2 separate regions of the Homo sapiens genome follow, and region 1 is linked to region 2. Evidence: read pairs that join two places in POLR2A ChIA-PET (ENCODE). Cell type or tissue: MCF 10A. All regions are shown on one strand. Links, peaks and the distances in the headings refer to the core of each region. The heading gives the core; the rest is flanking DNA.

Evidence for each region. Peaks named below come from ENCODE experiments on the same cell type or tissue, not always from the same donor. Only the 100,000 strongest peaks of a DNase experiment are listed, where the experiment ranks them.
Region 1: POLR2A ChIA-PET joins it to region 2 with 92 read pairs; 8 of 35 experiments call an interaction of 5 or more read pairs at or near these places.

Annotation. Positions count from the first base shown.
Region 1 is chr6:136,697,478-136,700,295 of GRCh38, reverse strand. MAP3K5 (mitogen-activated protein kinase kinase kinase 5) reads left to right here. Exons shown (of 30, transcript NM_005923.4): 4 at 1,614-1,807. Among named protein-coding and RNA genes, the nearest start is that of MAP3K5-AS1, 70 kb to the right of the region's middle. In MCF 10A, for the core only: no CTCF peak of the experiment used is centred there; no DNase peak of the experiment used is centred there.
Region 2 is chr6:136,786,489-136,789,306 of GRCh38, reverse strand. The region is part of intron 1 of MAP3K5 (mitogen-activated protein kinase kinase kinase 5); the gene reads left to right. Among named protein-coding and RNA genes, the nearest start is that of MAP3K5-AS2, 3.9 kb to the right of the region's middle. In MCF 10A, for the core only: no CTCF peak of the experiment used is centred there; a DNase peak (open chromatin) is centred at 1,206.

The DNA.
Region 1 (2,818 bases), core at 70-2,569, 89 kb after region 2:
CATGACTCATCTCCTCAAACCTCATATCTCTTCCCTTTAGTGCATCTTGTTACCTGCCCAGGCTGCCAAAATGCACAGTTTTGATTGTGTATTTTGATTTGTGCATTTTGATTGTGCATTGTGAAAATGCACATTTCTTCCTCCCTCCCTCCTTCCTCCCTTCTTCTTTCCTTCTTTCTCTCTCTCTTTCTCCTTCTTTCATTTGTTCATTCTTTCGTTCTCCTGACAGAGTCTCGCTCTGTCACCCAGGCTGGAGTGCAGTGGCGCAATCTCGGCTCACTACAAGTGATTCTCGCACCTCAGCCTCCTGAGTAGCTGGGATTAAGGGCGTGCACCACCCCACCTGGATAATTTTTGTATTTTTGGTAGAGACGGGGTTTCACCATATTGGCCAGGCTGATCTTGAACTCCTGGCTTCAAGCAATCTGCCCGCCTTGGCTTCCCAAAGTGCTGGGATTACAGGCGTGAGCCATCACACTCAGCTGATTGTGTTTTCTTTCCTGCTGTGGATCCTTCTATGATTCTGCATTGTCCAGAATGTACAGTCTAACATCCTTAACTTTGCATTTAATTCCCTTCCCTGAGCTTCGAGCTCCAGTCAGATTTGCTTACTCAGGGTATCCAACTCACTTTCCACTTTCATCCCTGCTCTGCTTTTGTTTGCACCAGTTTATCCTCGCTTGGGCATCATCCAGGAACCAAGAGAAGGTCAGTGAGCCCAGGCTGTAGTGGGCGAGGGGAGAGTGGCAGGGCTGAGGTTAGAGAGGGGCAGGATCTGCGTAGTCAGGCCCTTGTACGTTGCATTGCAATTTCTTCTTTCTCCCAAGAGCAAGAGATGGGGCTTTAAGCAGCTGTGGGAAGTGATCTGAGGGACAGTGTTGAAAGATCACTCTGATGGCAGAGTGGAGAGTAAATTAGAGGACAAGAGTGGAAGCAGGGGGACCAGTTAAAGCTGATGGCAGTGGCTCAGGCCAGGTCCATTGGTGCATGGACTAAAGTGTTGGCCGAGAAGATGGAGGGAAATGGACAAATATGACATTATATTTTGGAGGCAGGACAGATGGGACTTCGATAGGATGTGGAAGGGGAAGGGAATGGAAGCATCAAGGGTAACTTCTGGGCCTGTAGTTTTAGTAGTGGGGAGACAGAGAGAGAGCAGCCTCCCGGGGGGTGGATTTGAGCGGGATCTACTTGCGGCATCACCTTACATGTAGGAAGCCCTTCAAATGTGAGCTTGTAGCATTTTCATATGTGTATGCTGCGCCCTGTGACTAAATTATAAGTTCCCTGAAAGCTGAAGGCCATGCTTTAAACTACTTTTTCCAACAGCAATAACTTAGTGCCCTAGCCTTGAAAGATGGTGAATAAATATTAAATTGATGGATAGAAACTGTTCCACTCTTTTTTTGGTATCATCTGTAAGTCCTAATTATTTGAAGTATGCAGTGAAAGGAATTGGGGAAATTTTCATTGTCGTAGGTCATAAATAAATAATGAGGCTTTTCTATTTCCCTTTGCATTTGGAATTATTTAAAATGAGTAAGACGTGGGATTCCATCTGTGCCGTGTCTCCAGGCCAGCTCCCCACTTGCCGATGCCTCCTCTCTCCGCAGATGTGCACTGGGAACTACACCTTTGTTCCTTACATGATAACTCCACATAACAAAGTCTACTGCTGTGACAGCAGCTTCATGAAGGGGTTGACAGAGCTCATGCAACCGAACTTCGAGCTGCTTCTTGGACCCATCTGCTTACCTCTTGTGGATCGTTTTATTCAACTTTTGAAGGTGGCACAAGCAAGTTCTAGGTAAAGTTTAATTAATAATGCCATTTGGTGATGACAATAAAGTGTTATTCTACATCTTTATTTGTGCATGATATCAGGTGCTCCTGAGATATCAGTATACAGCTAAGAACTAGGGGGAAAATGTTTATTATCCTCCAAGTAGATAAAATAGATGCCACATAATACATTTTATTCACAGAACAGCAACTTGAAATCAGCAAAAAATTAAAAAGTCTACTAACCGCTTTATAGTGATGGTAGAACTAAAAATATATACAAAGCAAGTACAGAAACAATACCAGGATAAATGTCCAGGGACTTCTAGTGTAAGGGCAAGAACAATTCAACTTTAATTAACTCTTAACTCTAATTGTTCTTTCAGTGAAGAACAATTATTTATGTTAATAAATGATAGGCTGAGTCAGGAAGTTAAGGTTATATTATGTTCAAATCATAGGTACATCACGGCCAGTGCCGTGGCTCATGCCTGTAATCCCAGCATTTTGGGAGGCCGAGGTGGGCAGATCACTTGAGATCAGGAGTTCGAGACCAGCCTGGCCAACATGCCGAAACCCTGTCTCTACCAAAAATACAAAAATTAGCCAGGTGTGGTGGTGCACACCTGTAATCCCAGCTACTCACAAGGCTGAGGCAAGAGAATTGCTTGAACCCAGGAGATGGAGGTTGCAGTGAGCCAAGATCATGCCAGTATACTCTAGTCTGGGCAACAGAGTGAGACTCTGTCTCAAAAACAAAAACAACAAACAAACAAAAAATCATAGGTACATCTAATTTATTTAGAACAATTTGTACTGGAAACAGTAAAATGGAAAACAAAGTTTTGGCATTTTAAGTGGTTTTTTGCAGGAAAATTTATTAATATGGAGTACCTTTACCTTTAATTCTTTCTGAAGGCAGAGTAATAAAAGAAATACATTGGCTTCTAAATTTCTTAATAATGCCAGATATGTAAGATATTTATTTAGGCATCTGAATGAACTGAAAACTACAAATGCTTTATAGCTAATGCTG
Region 2 (2,818 bases), core at 84-2,583:
ACAAGGTCTCACTCTGTTGCCCAGCCTGGAGTGCAGTGGCATGATCATGGTTCGCTGCTAGCTCGAACTCCTGGGCTCTAGTGATCCTCCTGCCTCAGCCTCCCGAGTAGCTGGGACTACAGGCATGAGCCACCACGCTGGGCTAATTTTATTTTATTTTACTATGTTTTTTTTGTAGAGACGGGGTCTTGCTATGTTGCCCAGACAGGTCTCAAACCTGGCCTCAAGCAGTCCTCCTGCCTTGGCCTCCCAAAGTATTGGGATTACAGGCGTGAGCCACCGCACCCAGCCTCCCATCTTTAAGTTTACTTGTACCCAATGTTTAGCTCCCACTTATGAGTGAGAACATTCAATATCTGGTTTGGTGTCTTTTTGGTAGAACAATTTATTTTCCTTTGGGTATATACCTAGTAATGGGATTGCTGGGTCGAACGGTAGTTCAGCTCTTAGTTCTTTGAGAACTCTCCAAATTACTTTCCACGGTGGCAGGACAAATTTACATTCTCACCAACAGTGTGTAAGTGTTCCCTTTTCTCTGCAGCCTCGCCAACATCTGTTATTTTTTGACTTTTTAACAAAAGCCATTCTGACTGGTGTGAGATGTTATCTCATTGTGGTTTTGATTTGCATTTCTCTGATGATTAGTGATGATGAACATTTTTTCATAAGTTTGTTGGCTGCTTGTATGCCTTCTTCTGAGAAGTGTCTGTTCATATCTTTCGCCTACTTTTTAACGGGGTTATTTGTTGTTTTGCTTGTTGATTTGTAGACCTTTCTTAAATGCGTAGTTTGTGAATATTTTCTCCCATTCTGAGGGTTGTCTTTGTACTCTCTTAATAGTGTCTCTTGTTGTGTAGAAGCTCTTTAGTTTAATTAGGTCCCATTTGTCATTTTTGTTTTTGTTGCAATTGCTTTTGAGGACTTAGTCATAAATTCTTTCCCAAGGCTGATGCAGAATGGTATTTCCTGGGCTTTCTTCTAGGACTCTTATGGTTTGAGGTCTTACATTTAAACCTTAATCCATCTTGAATGAATTTTTGTATATGGTGATAGATAGGGGTCCAATTTTATTCTGCATATGGCTAGCCAGCACCATTTATTGAATAGGGAGTCCTTTCTCCATTACTTACTTTGTTGACTTTGTTGAAGATCAGATGGTGTTAGGTGTGTGGTTTCATTTCTTGAGGTCTCTTTCACAACTTCTCAACTCTGCCCTATTACTCAAGAGCAGCCATAAACAGGACCTAAACAAATGATCATGACTATGTTCCAACCAAACGTTATTCGTGGACACTGAAATTTGAACTTCATATACCTCACAAAGTATGATTTCTTGTTTTATAACCATTTTAAAATGTAAAAACCATTCTTAGCTTGCAAGCCATACTCAAAAACAGGTGGCCCACAGGATTTGGCCCCTGTGCCATGCTGACCTTTGCTCTACACCCATGACCTGTACTTGAAAGTTGAATTTTTATGAGATAGTGGGAAGAACATGGTCCCTCATATTAGATCCGAGTTTTCATCCCAGCTCTGCTGTGAACCATGTAATTGTGAGAACGGCCCTTCATTGCCTCCAGTGGTGTTTCTTTGCCTGTAAAATTGACCAGGGTTAGAAGTGAAGGGGGAATTGAACACATTTTTTTAGGATTCCCTTATTTAATCCTGTGAATTTACAAAGGCAAGGTGGCATGGGATGCAGGCACAAAGCATTAGAACAGCATTTTCAAGGTTTGGCTTTGGGTCCTGATTCTTTTCTAACTTGGAGCAAGTCATTTAAAGCCTCAGAAAAGAGTGGAGTGTTGGAATAATTGGTATCTGAGATTCCCTCCAGCTCTCAAATTCTGTACTTTAAAATGACAGCATTATTAAGACAAATGAATCATTTCAGCTCGTAGAGATTAAATGAACTGCTTGTATATATCATATTCCTGCCCCTGAAGAGCTCAGAGTTGGTGGGGAGGGCAGACCAATGCCTTTGCCTTAGCAGTGCCTCTGTGCCAGGATGCTGGGCTCCCAGGAATCAGCTTCAAAAATCAGATTGAGGATACAGTGGGTTCAAGGGTAGCTTCTTATGCTTGTTTTTTGTTTGCTTTTTTCCTTTTTGTGGAGAATGGGGTCTCGCTATATTGCCTAGGCAGGTCTCAATTTCCTGGGCTCAAGCTATCCTCCTGCCTCTGCCTCCCTAAGAGCTGGGATTACAGGTGTGAGCCACCACACCTGGCAAGGGGTAGCTTCTTAAAGGTGGTGACACCTGAAGTGAAATGGCAGGGTAAGCAAGGAGAGCCTAATGAAGGTCTCAACGTTTACATGGGAAACAGTGATGTTCGAATAGCTCAACCTAACGGAGTGAGTAAGAACTTATTCCCAGCTACTCGGGAGGTTGAGGTGGGAGGATCCCTTGAGCCTGGGAGGCTGAGGCTGCGGTGAGCTGAAATCGTGCTACTGCAGTCCAGCCTGGGTGACAGAATGAGACCCTGTTTCAAAAAAAAAAAAAAAAAAAAAAGAAGAACTTAAAGTTTGGTAACATTTTTAATAAACTTTCCCAATCTTTGTGTACTGATGTCTTTAAAAAGAATAGGTTGCAAGTTAAAGGTTTTCACTGATTTTTTCTTGATCTGTTTACTATTTAACTATATTTTAATTTCTTCTTTGACTACAGTTGTCATTTGCTTTTTCATTTTCTTTCTGAGGTGAAGCTAATGCTCTGTCAATGCTTTTATGAAAATTCATCTTATTTACGTATACAAGAGACTGTCACTCAGAGACAGCAAAGCCAAGCTGACAATACCCCTTCTTTGCCCTCTGCATTGTAGGC